Regions from separate parts of the Mus musculus genome. Here all the other regions are linked to region 2. A link is a loop called in an ENCODE intact Hi-C map of the cell type or tissue named here. Cell type or tissue: left cerebral cortex. All regions are shown on one strand. Each heading gives the region's core, and the rest is flanking DNA. Links, peaks and the distances in the headings are about the cores only.

Region 1 (3,983 bases), core at 1,010-3,509, 350 kb after region 2:
GCTGAGAGGAGATCATGCTTCGGAAACCAAGCCACTTGGTTGCAGATGTTCAGTTCAAACTATGCATTACATAACAGTCATTATTTAACTTCAGTGCTTTAGCGCCCTCCAGTGGAATATGGATGTCATCACATGGAATGCTTCAAGGATGAAATGATGTCTTGAGGCATCTCCTGGCACAGAATGATCACCACCTTGTGAGTCTTATCCACTGACAGTAACATCCTAAAGTCTCTGGTCCTCTCCCCTCTAGAAGATTCCCCAGCCTCCAAGGTGGCAACCTCCATCAAGATGCTGATAGTGCTTGTAGTTTCCGGCAGCAACTTGCCAGACCCAGTGGTCCAGATCTTCCTTAGTAAGTGAGGGCAAGATTAGAGAGAGGAACACTTCCTTATATAAACGGAGAAGTTTGGGTTCAGAAAGGAGAGTCATGTAATTTGTTACACCATGAAGTTGACAGCAGAGCTAGCTCCAGTTCTCTTGTCTCCTCTGATGTCTCTTCTCAGAGACATGCATTCTGACAAAAAAAATGGAAGGCGGGGGTTGCTTGTGGAACAGCGGAATTGGAAATGTTGTCAGAAGACTAACTTGCTCCAGTGAGAGAATGGGCAGAGTTCAGTTATGTGCTTCCTATGACGTTTTAGTCAGTGGCCGATTGTGTGTGAATGACAGCATCACCAGGGAGACCAAGTAGGGAGTAGCCACACCATTTAGATATATGTAAATGTACTCTACTGGTTATAATCACTTTTAAAGTGTGTGTACACGTGCGTGTGCATGGGGGGGGGGAAGGTAGAGGCTCATGTACGCCTGAGAAAGTCAGATGATGGCCTCAGGTCTCAGGAGTGCTGTCTATCTCCCTTTCGAAACAATTTCTTATTAGCCTCACACTCAACCAATTATGTTATACAGCTAAACAGCAAGTCTAGGAACTCTCCCCTTGTCCCAGCCTCCCCAGTGTTGAGATTACCTATATACGCCACAGTACACAGCTCTTTTTCCTTGGGGTCTGGGAGATTGAACCCAGGTCCTCAGGAGATTGAACCCAGTGAGCATTTTACCAACTGAGTCCATTTCCGTAACTCTGTGGTCCATCTTGATTGTCACCCTGAGGGTAAGGAGAGCTACTTAGGAGACACACCTTTGGGTATATCTGTTACAGTGTTTCCAGAAAGTTTGCTCTGAGATGGGAGGGCCTGCCCCAGATGTTTATGGCCCTGTTTCACCGCTGGGGCCCAAGGATGAATAAGGAGAAAGTGCGGTGAGCACCGTCCTTTGTATGTTCGTTTCTCTCAGCTGCCTGAGTGCAAACTCAACTTGGCCAGACTTTTGTTGCCTTCCTTCCTGGCTGCGATGGATTGTCCCGTCAGGCTATAAGTCAAAATAAAATCTTTCTTCTTTATGTTTCGTTTGCTGAGCATTTTATCAGCACAGTGAGATAGACCAACGAATACCTCAAACAGCCCATGATGTTTGCACAGTGACACAAGGTCTACCAACACATTTCTCAGGACTGATCTTTCAGCCACACACGACTCTGGAAACACTCCCTGTACTCAGGAGGCCACAGTAGTGACACAGATAACCTTTGTCGCCTTTGCCTTGGAGTGGGTGCCACAGGGCAGAGACTACTGGAAGCCCAAAGAGCAACAGAAAGGAGGCACCTCTGCAGGAGGCTAGAGATGGAGACACTCTTTGGAGGCAGGCAGCTGCCCTCCCTCACATAGAAACAGCCCTCTCTCTTCTTCAATATTGACCTGCAGAGAAAGAAAAAAAGAACCCATCTTAATACTTTTTCAGTAGATCATGAAGCAGTTTATTTAATATTATTTGGATAACAAGCCTCCACATGAATGGGATTCGAATGTCAATTGTCTTAGGGGGAAAAAGATTTATTGGTTGGTAAATATTGAGAAAGGAACGCTGATAAAGACCGGCTTCAGCTGCGGCCTCGGCCGGGGACGGGAGAACAGGCCTGTGTTGTATTTTGGGGCCCTGGGAAGGCAAAAACTGGTGAATGTCTGCCTTTGTTGGTGGGTGTAAAAGTGGAGCCCACCACAAATAATTTCTTATTTCTGTTCACATAGATTTTAAATTATGTAGCTCCCCTACCTTGTTAAGCATTAAAGCGGTCTTGTTTAAGGAAAAGGCACTTAAATAATGAAGCTTATGTAGTTTGTTTTCAGACATCAATATCTGGCTTTGAGTGGCACAAAGAGATAAAGGAATGTGGATTCACGGCTTACTGAGATGCTTGGCAATTCTAATTCAACCCGACTGCGAATGGACACAAGACTGTTGTGACTCCTCCTGAGGAGAGAGAAGGCTGGGTGAGCACGTGGTTTGGGGAAATTGTATTCTCTTCTTCAAGTTCTTCTGTTTCCGAACATTTAATCCCACTGTTCTCATCTTTAATGAAGGTCTCTTTGGTAAAGAATCTTTTTCCTGGAATGGCAGAGGGCAACAGAAGCTGGATTCAGAAGCACACAGAGCTGGGGAATGTGCGCTGCAGTGGGACTCAGACAGGGAAAGGCTGCCATCTTGTGGTCGGCTTGGTGCTCTGCAGTCTGTGAACTGTCCCTCTGCAGAAGCCAGCAACCCTGGAGGGAAGGAGTCTGAATGCTGGATTTCTGCAGGACAATGTGGATGCCTTTAGGAATTACTCTGACTGTGTTCAGGTGCCCTCCGAGGTAGCCTCCAGCGGGTATTCTGCACGTATATCGTCATTCCTGGGGCAAGGCTAGGCCTCACAGACACTTGGCAGACTGAGCAGGACAACCAGCAAACAGTGAGAACAAACAGCCAGACACATATGCACCATGTACTTACTGTGTTCCTGGAAGGCAGCCAACTGAAAAACACCCAGGACAAGGTGAGGAGATAATATCAATATACCTAGGAAGAAGTATACAGAAATGACCTGTGGTGCTTCATCTAGCAGGACATCTGGTCAACCCCTCAGACAAATCCAAGCCAGAACAAGCAAGATCTCTGGCCTGGGGGATTTATTCTTTTATAAAATTGTATAAACACACTTGTAGAAATGTTACACATGGTATGAAAGAAAAACAAACAGAGATCTTCAGAGAGCAAAGCAAGATCAGAGTCCGGGCCACTCTAGTCACTCAAGGCTCACACTTAGTGCCATCAGCTTCCAGACATCTTTCCATAAACGTACTTAGTGGAAATTCAGAACACACCTTGATTTAAATGTAGTCAGACCTTCCATCTCATTGGGTAGGGTGCTTTGACACTTAGCACAGAGCCAGATATAATATTCCAGGTCAATACTAATTAAATCAGCGGTGGCACAAGCCTTCAATTCCAGCACTCAGGAGCTTGGGAGGCAGAGGCAGGTGGATATCTGTGAGTTCAAGGCCAGCCTGGTCTATGGAGCTAGTTCTCAGACAGCCAAGGAAACACAAAGAAATCCTATCTTGAAAAACAAACAAAAGTTGGGTTTTAAAAATTAGTTGTGTAATTAATAGCTAATAATAAGCTAATAAGCCCCCACTTGGCTTCTGCTATGTGTTGGACGCCATATTGAATGCTTGCATAAGTAATCTTCTGCAATCTAAGAACAGCAATCCAAAGCATAGATCTTTATTATCCCCTTCACATTGACGGTGATGGTGACACTGGAACACGAGATATTAGCCAGCTCTCTCCTTAGAACCTGATATCTATTTTTATATACTTCTCTTTTCTTTTAGAATTTCACACACGAGTACTACATTTACATCATTGTTGTTCCTCCCTCTCTCCACTTCAGCTCTTTCTCTGTTCCTCTAACCCCCTCTCGGATTCATGAGCCCGTCTTCTTTATTATCTAACACACATTCATGCACACATGTTTATGTAGGCACACACACACACACACACACACACACACACACACACAGAGAGAGAGAGAGAGAGAGAGAGAGAGAGAGAGAGAGAGAGCCTGCTTAGCTCATTGGCATTACTCATATATGTATTCATTT
Region 2 (3,983 bases), core at 514-3,013:
TTTTTAAGACTGTCAGAAGTATTTGTCCCCATTATGTTTTAAAAACATTAAAACAAGTCCCCATCCCACACACTGAGACAGGGTTTCTCTGTATAGCCCTGACTGTCCTGGAACTCAGTCTGTAGACCAGGCTGGCCTCAAATTCACAGAGATCCGTATTAAAGGCAAGCACCACTAGTGCCTAGCATTAAGACAAGTTCTTTATGTAGGTCCTTTGAGAAGTTCTTAAACACACTTAGAAAATAATAGGATCAGATAGGACACTTTCTCAGCCTGGTCATTTATACCTGGCCCCAGTTCGACAGAGGAAAAATAGAAATTGTTTTTCTACAAATTAAAGTATGGAGCCTCTTGTTATTATATTTCTGTATGAAATTAATTTTCAAATAAATCATAAGTAATCTCATCAGGCCCCTTTAAGAAAAAGAAACCCACTAAAAGGTCTTCCAGGAACCCTCAGTTCTGGACACTTGATAGTAATCTAGCATGAAAGGCTTTGAACGGTGAGTGTGGCTTGGTGTGCTGTTCTGCACAGTTTGGTTCTTGTGCTGGGTCTCTTATTGTTAATACCCCACCCTGGGCTTTGGAGAGCTCAGGTTTTGCTGTTTGTGCCTGGCTTTGCTGAAATTTCTTAGAGGCTTACATTTAAGGATCCCACTTACTGCAGTCACTCCTTGTGCTTTATTGCTTTTACAAGTGGTCTCGAAACCCAGTACTTGAGAATAAACATAACAGTGCTACGCTGCTGTAGCACTTTTAAAAATTCTTCTTTGCTCTGTTTTGTCAGTGAGCTGATGAGCAATCTCAAAAAAAAAAAAAAAAAAAAAAAAGACCCTGTTGGACCTTTAAAAAAAATGGCTTCCTCTGATGTCCTAGAGACAATAATTATGATGTGCTAGTTAAGCCCAAACTACAGCTGAGGGATTTTACTTTAAAGCAGGGGCTTGGGCGCAAAAATGCATTTATAGCTCTTTGTCTGCACCTCATTATGTGTGGGCCTGATTCATTAAGTAATTGGTTTGCAGTTGTTTACATGAGTATTAAGGCCTTCTTTTCAGCCGCCTTTGAGAGATACATTGTGTAAATGTTGCCTGTGATGAATGCAGAATGAGGGCCAGAGGGTCCCTCCTATTGGCTAAACAGTGCACTCTGTTGAAAAGCCAGAGAAAGGGATTGGGTGCTGCTTTGCATAGCAATGACTTTCTTAATAAGCGTTACAGATTAATACACACAAGCTATAAAAGATGCAAAGAGATACTCTTAGCACATTTATACATGCTCATTTCATTGTGACGGTGGCGGCGTCCCCGCGCTTTTAGATTCCGTTTTGCAGAGCAGAGGCTTCAGTGTGTGAGCCGTAATAGAATCCGATGTTTATTGTATTATAAATCACGGGCAAGTAGGCCGATCGGCAACAGTTTATTATTAAAGATTCTTTCAGTGTAAATCTTTTTCTACCATTGTATTTGCTTCAGTAAAATCATTTTGTGGTTGAGTGGGGATGAAAGGCATGATGTACGAAGGAGTGAGTCCTAATAGGAAGCTGTTCTCCGAGTAAAGACCACTTGTTCCCTTTTGTTCCGGGGTGCATGCCAGAGCTTCCTCTCCTCTGCAAACATTGTCTCTCTTTACCTTCCCCAGGAAGCGGCTTCACTCTCCAGGATCCATTTATTCAATGGAGAGTGTATCCTCACAGCTCCCTTGTAAGTTCAGCTTACGGGTTCCCTTGTAACTCCGGCCTTCTGGTTGAATCAAGATAAGATTTTTGCTGAAAGAAAAGAGTGTGTGCTTGCAGCATAATTGCCTAGGGGAAAGGTACTAAAAGTCACCGGACCACCCGCACCCCTTAACAGGGCCACCGTGGGTGGCATTTCTTGCCAGCCCTGCAGCCATGGGATCGGCCAGCGGAGGGCGCCAGCGTGCAGCTGATAATCAGTTGGTGGCCGCAGCTTTTCTTTCTTGTCTGGTCATTTATTTTCCCTGGAGCGGTATAAAGATACTTAGATACTAATTGTCCATTGAAGTAAAAACGAAAATTTTCTGGCAGTCCTTCATGTACCTTTATAAAGTGCACATCTCCATCTCCAGCTTAGGAAATCTGCATTGACCTTACAGTTAAGAAAAGTCACTTTATTTGACGGGAAGAAGTAAACTAGCTGGCCCAAGGACAGCAAAAATTACAGCACGTGCTGTAGGAGCTCCAACTGGCCATCAGGGGGCGCTCAGACTTTGTCAATTTAAACAGCCTCGGACTTTGGCGACCTTTAAAATTTAAGATTGGTATTTGTGGAGATTTGTTGGTATGGTTATTATTTATACTTTCGTTTCTTTCTGGATTACTTTTTCTCCTACATTTTTCCCAGAAAAAAATGTCTATTTTTGAAGGAAAGAAAATCCAGCCAAAGATGCTATTTGAAAAATTTTAATACTGATTACAAATCCACAGAAATTTTTGTGGTTCACAGCCAAGATAATACATCTTCTCATAGGTGGACTTGCCTCTCTTTTCATGTGTGTGTGTGTGTGTGTGTCGGTGTGTGTGTGTGTCGGTGTGTGTGTGTGTCTGTGTGTGTGTGTGTGTCTGTGTGTGTGTGTGTCTGTGTGTGTGTGTGTCTGTGTGTGTGTGTGTGTGTCTGTGTGTGTGTCTGTGTGTGTGTCTGTGTGTGTGTGCGTCTGTGTGTGTGTGTGTGTGTGTCTGTGTGTGAGTGTGTGTGTGTGTGTGTGTCTGTGTGTGTGTGTGTCTGTGTGTGTGTGTCTGTGTGTGTGTGTGTCTGTGTGTGTGTGTGTGTGTCTGTGTGTGTGTGTGTGTCTCTGTGTGTGTGTGTCTGTGTGTGTGTGTGTGTGTCTGTGTGTGTGTGTGTCTGTGTGTGTGTGTGTGTGTGTGTCTGTGTGTGTGTGAGTGTGTCTGTGTGTGTGTGTGTAGGCCAGAGGTTAATGCTGGATGTTCTTCTTGATAGCTCTATACCGTATTTTTCAATACAAGTTCTCTCAGTGTACTTGAAGCTCATCCATTTGCCTAGATGCAGCCACTGAGTTCCAAGAAGCTGCCTGATTCCATCCCACCCTGACCCCAGCACTAGAGTTACAGACACACATCCAGTTTTGACATGGGCACTGGGGATCCAAACTCGGGTCTTCATGTTTCACAGTAGGCATGTACTGACAGAGCCATATCAGTGGCCCTCCAGTCTTACAATTAGGCCCTAGAACAGGATGATGCGTCCCACTGAGGGCCATTTCTTAATTGTCCTCAACGTCACAAGTTGTATTCTTGGCAGGATCCTCAGAGTTAATTGCCAAATTCGAGTGGACCCCAAATCCAGTAATTCAGGTGTGTTTGTTAGTGGGATGTGGATTCCCCCCCCCCCCGGTATAAGGGAGGGAATGGCAGTCAGTATGTTGCTAACATTACCATAGTCCCCAAGTCTTCTAGTCTCTAAATTTGTCCACCTTTCAGGACCAGAAGTGAGTACCAAGCCCCATCCCAACTCTTCTGCTGTTGCTGTCTTGAGAAGGCTTATTGCATGCACCCCCTCCAGATAGAACAGCCACATTCTAGTGCTCTTGCTGGCCTGCTATGTAGACTTAAAGGGTGTCCTTCATGGTACCAGGTCAGATGCCATGCCCTAATGCAACATGCTATTCCATGCCTTTGGCCTTTCTGTTGTTTGGCTGGGATACACCTACTCAAATGCTTCCTGGGCAGAGGGTGGCTGTGCCATATACCATTCTAGTGGCCCCATGGTCCCATTTCTGTCACCACCTAGCTAGGTATAGGAGCTTGTTTCCCCTCCCCATGTGAGCTTCTCATTGGTCTGGCAGGTTTATCAGCAGAGCTGGGTAACTGCTGGACTTTCTGAGAGTGCTCAGCAGTTCACTCAAGCCTTCTTCGTGATGCAAAGCCACTTGCAAAGTGCCTCACCTCTGTCTGGTTCACCTTCCTGGCCTGTGGGACAATGTGTATTCTATCCAGTTATCTACAA
Region 3 (3,983 bases), core at 1,010-3,509, 300 kb after region 2:
CAGTTGTGCTTGTTTGTGTAAGAGATCAAGCATGCTAAAACTTCAGCAGATGAAAATATTATTATTTAGAGCCCCTATGAAAGTACAGCTCCCAGGACTCACTCTGTGTGACAGTTCAGTGGGTGGGGCATGTCTCAGTGTTCCAGGACACAGGAAAGGGACACACATTCAGTGGGTGGGGCATGTCTCAGTGTTCCAGGACACAGGAAAGGGAACACAGTTATACGGCATGCAGTATCTCTCAAAGCAGTTAGAAGAAGGGATTTTGAGTGTGCTTACTATAGAAGATGACTAAATGCTAATGATCCGACTTCAGCATGTCCAATGTGTACATGCAACAAACTTCCACCCTATCCCATATGCACGTGCAGTTATGATGTGCAGCAAACCCACAAACCTCTGCCTCTGCTTGGCGATCTGGGACAGTTGCCGCTCAGATTTCCACAGGTGCCCTCACAACTGCTCTCTGCTAGGTGGACGATGGCAGTGAATACTAGAAGAGAAACCCAGGAATTACAAAACAAGGAGGGAACCTGGCTTGGTGGTAAACATCTTATTGTCACAGTCCATGGGAAGCTGAGGCAGGAGAATCAGGAGTCATCCAAAGCCAACCTAGATCACAGAGTGAGAGTCTACCTCAAAAACAAAATAATAACACAGGAGCCTTTGAAAGAAGTCAGAAATAACTTTGTAGACAGGAAAATCTTTCGCCTCTAAAGAAATCTAAAATTTTGGTTTCCGGGAGAAGTCGTGAAAAGGTTATTTCCCCTACACCCTTGCCTTCTGGGTCGGTCTACTTTAGAAGCTTCTTAAAAGCTTCATTTAAACTTGCTGAGAAGTTGTCCACCGGGGACAGAATACAGATATCGGGGCCTCGGAGACTCTGGGGCAGCTGGTTTCCGATGTGAGCGGATTCTATGCTTTATAGGGAGTGCCACAGAACACGGGGCACTTTACAGGTCACCAGAGAGCAGTTCTCAACACTGGCTTCATCAGAACCAACGGACCCAATTCCCCAACTACAGCCCAGACCATTCCCAGCAGAATCTCTGTCCATGGGGTTCAGGCAGTAGCAGTGCTTAAAACTTGCCCAGTGACCTGGTCCAGGCCAGATGAAGAATCCCTGCTCTAGCAGGAAATTCTGTTAGGAGTAATGGCGATCAGATTTCCAGCTAGCAGAATATCATGGTTTTGTTTTGTTTTGGTATAACTTGCTGTACTCTTCAGCTAGCCTTGAACTCAGGCTCCAGCCATCTCCAGCTTCAGTCTTCTGGGTAGCTGGAGCACAGGTGATATCACCACTCGTGGCTCAGAATCACATAGGAGACAAACAACAACAATAACAACAACAACAACAACAACAAACAAACAAACAAACCTATGCAATAATTGCTGTTTTATCTTAAAATGAATAACGTAGAGCATAAACTTATTTGCGTTCTTAAAAAGGTTTCCCTTGCAATGCAAAGGAGAAAGAGAAGTGAACAGAACAAGAGACTAGGGAGAATATTGAGCACATGTCTGTAGAGGCAGGACATACCTCAGGTCTGACAGTTGTGGGCTAGAGCCAGGGACCAGAGACTACCTTTTCAGGATGAACTTGAGACTCTTCAGAAATCCAGCCTTTTTCTGCCAGTTGCAGAGGCCCAGCCTTTTCTCTGTTGTCACTGAGGACCCACAAAGGCCCACACAAATCTCTCAGGAGGTCCTCTTGAAATCAGGCTCTGTGAGGCGGCTGCCTCTGTGTTCTGCATGGGAACAGCATCTGCAGACTCGAATATGAGGTCCGGGGACAGAGGTCAGATTAGTGACACAGGTTCCCAATAGTCTGGAGAGGCCCTCTGGTGCTGCAGGCTTCCTCCACACAACCCAGAGTTGGACATCCAGCTGGGAGAAGTCACTGGCCTTTTGAAACCCCAGAGAAGCATCTGCCCCTGGGAATGATTTGTCAATCTCCTGCGCCCTCTAGCGGCAGATGCCTGTCGTGCCTGCACCAAGAGAGTACTTCAATTTTTATCCTATAGTAAGTATTCAGAGGTCAAGCTGCTACACATTTCCTTCTCTCTTGTCTATCTTTCTACCTGACTATATGATGCTTCCACAAGTCTTCTATGCATTTACAAATGACTAATGTATATATTACATATGTATTCATTTCTGTATGTGTAGATAGAAAAGTAGATATGTAGACACATACATGCTTCATCCATACATATGAAATATGTCTTATATTTAACCATTTTAAAAGATATTTTTGTATGTATGTATGTATGTATGTATGTATGTATGTATGTATGTATGTATGTATGTATGATACATATTGAGACAGGATCTCTCTATGTAGCTCTGGTTGGCCTGGAACTTGCCCATAGACCAAGCTGGCCTTAAACTCAATTGTCTGCCTGCCTCTGCCTCCCAAGCACTGGGATTGGGATTAAGGGTATATATATGTGTGTGTGTGTGTGTGTGTGTGTGTGTGTGTGTGATCATGCCTGGTAGTAGTGTACATATACATATACACATATACATATATATACATGTTCATATAATATTTGCAAATGTAAAAGTACTTTTAAAATGTTACATAAAATATATATTTGACATATGCAATAAGATTTGATTATATAACTATAAATGTTATAAGTATGATATATCAGACTAATTTATAGTATGCATATTTTCTATAGACTATATATTCATATTTGTAACATATTTATATGTGTTATGTATAGTAATAGATACAAGGTTTCAGTGTATAAAAGGAATCCAATCGTCTCAGTTGGGTATAGTGGAAATAAGTTAGTATCCTAGCTTGCTCTCTGTTATTGTGATCAAACACTGACAGAAATAACTTTTGGGGTAAGAAAGGGTTTATTAGGATTTAAAGGTTATGATCCATCATTGAACAAAGCCAAAACATGAACTCAAGGCAGGAACCAGGAGACAGGAACTGAAGCAGAGGTGATGGAGGAATGCTGCTTACTGGCTTGCTCTCCATGGCTTGCTTGGCCTGCTTTCCTATAGAACCCAGGACCACCTGCCCAGGGGTGGCACCACCTCCAGTGGGTTAGGACTTCCCACATTAATCATTAATTAACAAAACACCTCACAGATAGTCCCACAGCCAATCCGATGGAGGCAATTCCTCAGTTGAAGTTCCCTCTTCCCAGGTGACTTGAGTCATTAATAAGAATAAGACAACCCAGCGGATTCATTTGATTTGCCTTCCTCTGGGGGACATTTGGATTGGTTTCCTTATTTGCCCATCATGGGAACTCCTTGCATGTGCGACTTTGTTCGTATGAGGTGTTTTTCTCCAGAGCACAAACTTGTCTTTCACTCAAGCCAGGAACTTAAGGCTGAAATGCAAAGTCTTGTGAAAATGAGAAGGGATAGAAACAGGACGCTTTGTGAACTGAGGACCAAGTTGGCCAGAGGGTGGGGTGTTGGGAAATGGAAGAGTTGCTTTTACCTGTAGTCTGGAGCTTTTGTTTTGATTTTTAATTAGGAAAAACAACACTTTTATGTGGCTCAAAATTTAAAGAGAATGACTGAACGGATGTAAGTAAAGTCCCCACCCCCTTTTCTGACTTCCAGCTACACAGTTCTTAATGGAGATCCCCAATATCAGTGGTCCTTTTGGACTCTACACAAGATCATTTATATGTGCGCAAACAAGAAGACAGATCTCTAGTACAGGTGCTCCCCAGTAGTAGAATTCCAACTCAGTTGTAGGGTCCCTTTCTACATGACTTGGCAGTTTCTACTGGTGCAAAATGGTTCACTTCTCTAAGACTGGAGCCACCATGTATTATGTTATTTACCAAGGATGTAAATTAAACAAAAATGGAATCTTAGAGGGTTATTTTAAAACGTTATTGTAGTATGGTTTCAGCTAAATACTAGCAAGGAGCCTAACTCGCTGCACTGTCTACCAGATGGGGGCTTCTTCCACCAATTCTAGATGCAGCTTGCTGTGGGCT

What was found. A loop is a pair of places that touch in the nucleus more often than their neighbours do. Peaks named below come from ENCODE experiments on the same cell type or tissue, not always from the same donor. Only the 100,000 strongest peaks of a DNase experiment are listed, where the experiment ranks them.
Region 1: it touches region 2 in a loop (6-fold over the local background); 16 of 42 quality-filtered maps call a loop at or near these places.
Region 3: it touches region 2 in a loop (3-fold over the local background); 6 of 42 quality-filtered maps call a loop at or near these places.

What each region holds. Positions count from the first base shown.
Region 1 is chr2:147,305,400-147,309,382 of GRCm38, forward strand. It overlaps Nkx2-2os (NK2 homeobox 2, opposite strand), which reads left to right. Exons shown (of 6, transcript NR_030769.3): 5 at 1-2,872. It overlaps Gm14110 (a long non-coding RNA gene), which reads right to left. Exons shown (of 3, transcript XR_003953941.1): 2 at 2,830-2,895; 3 at 1-1,757. Among named protein-coding and RNA genes, the nearest start is that of Gm14110, 16 kb to the right of the region's middle. In left cerebral cortex, for the core only: a CTCF peak has its summit at 2,540 (motif pointing left); DNase peaks (open chromatin) are centred at 2,032 and 2,502.
Region 2 is chr2:146,957,537-146,961,519 of GRCm38, forward strand. The region is part of intron 12 of Kiz (kizuna centrosomal protein); the gene reads left to right. Among named protein-coding and RNA genes, the nearest start is that of Xrn2, 53 kb to the right of the region's middle. In left cerebral cortex, for the core only: CTCF peaks have their summits at 1,933 (motif pointing right) and 2,164; DNase peaks (open chromatin) are centred at 1,236, 1,910 and 2,163; H3K4me3 peaks cover 1,075 bases; H3K27ac peaks cover 941 bases.
Region 3 is chr2:147,254,972-147,258,954 of GRCm38, forward strand. All of the region lies in intron 1 of Nkx2-2os (NK2 homeobox 2, opposite strand), which reads left to right. It overlaps Gm39955 (a long non-coding RNA gene), which reads right to left and starts at 1,885. Exons shown (of 4, transcript XR_866809.2): 1 at 1,541-1,885; 2 at 398-493. In left cerebral cortex, for the core only: a CTCF peak has its summit at 1,968 (motif pointing left); a DNase peak (open chromatin) is centred at 1,939.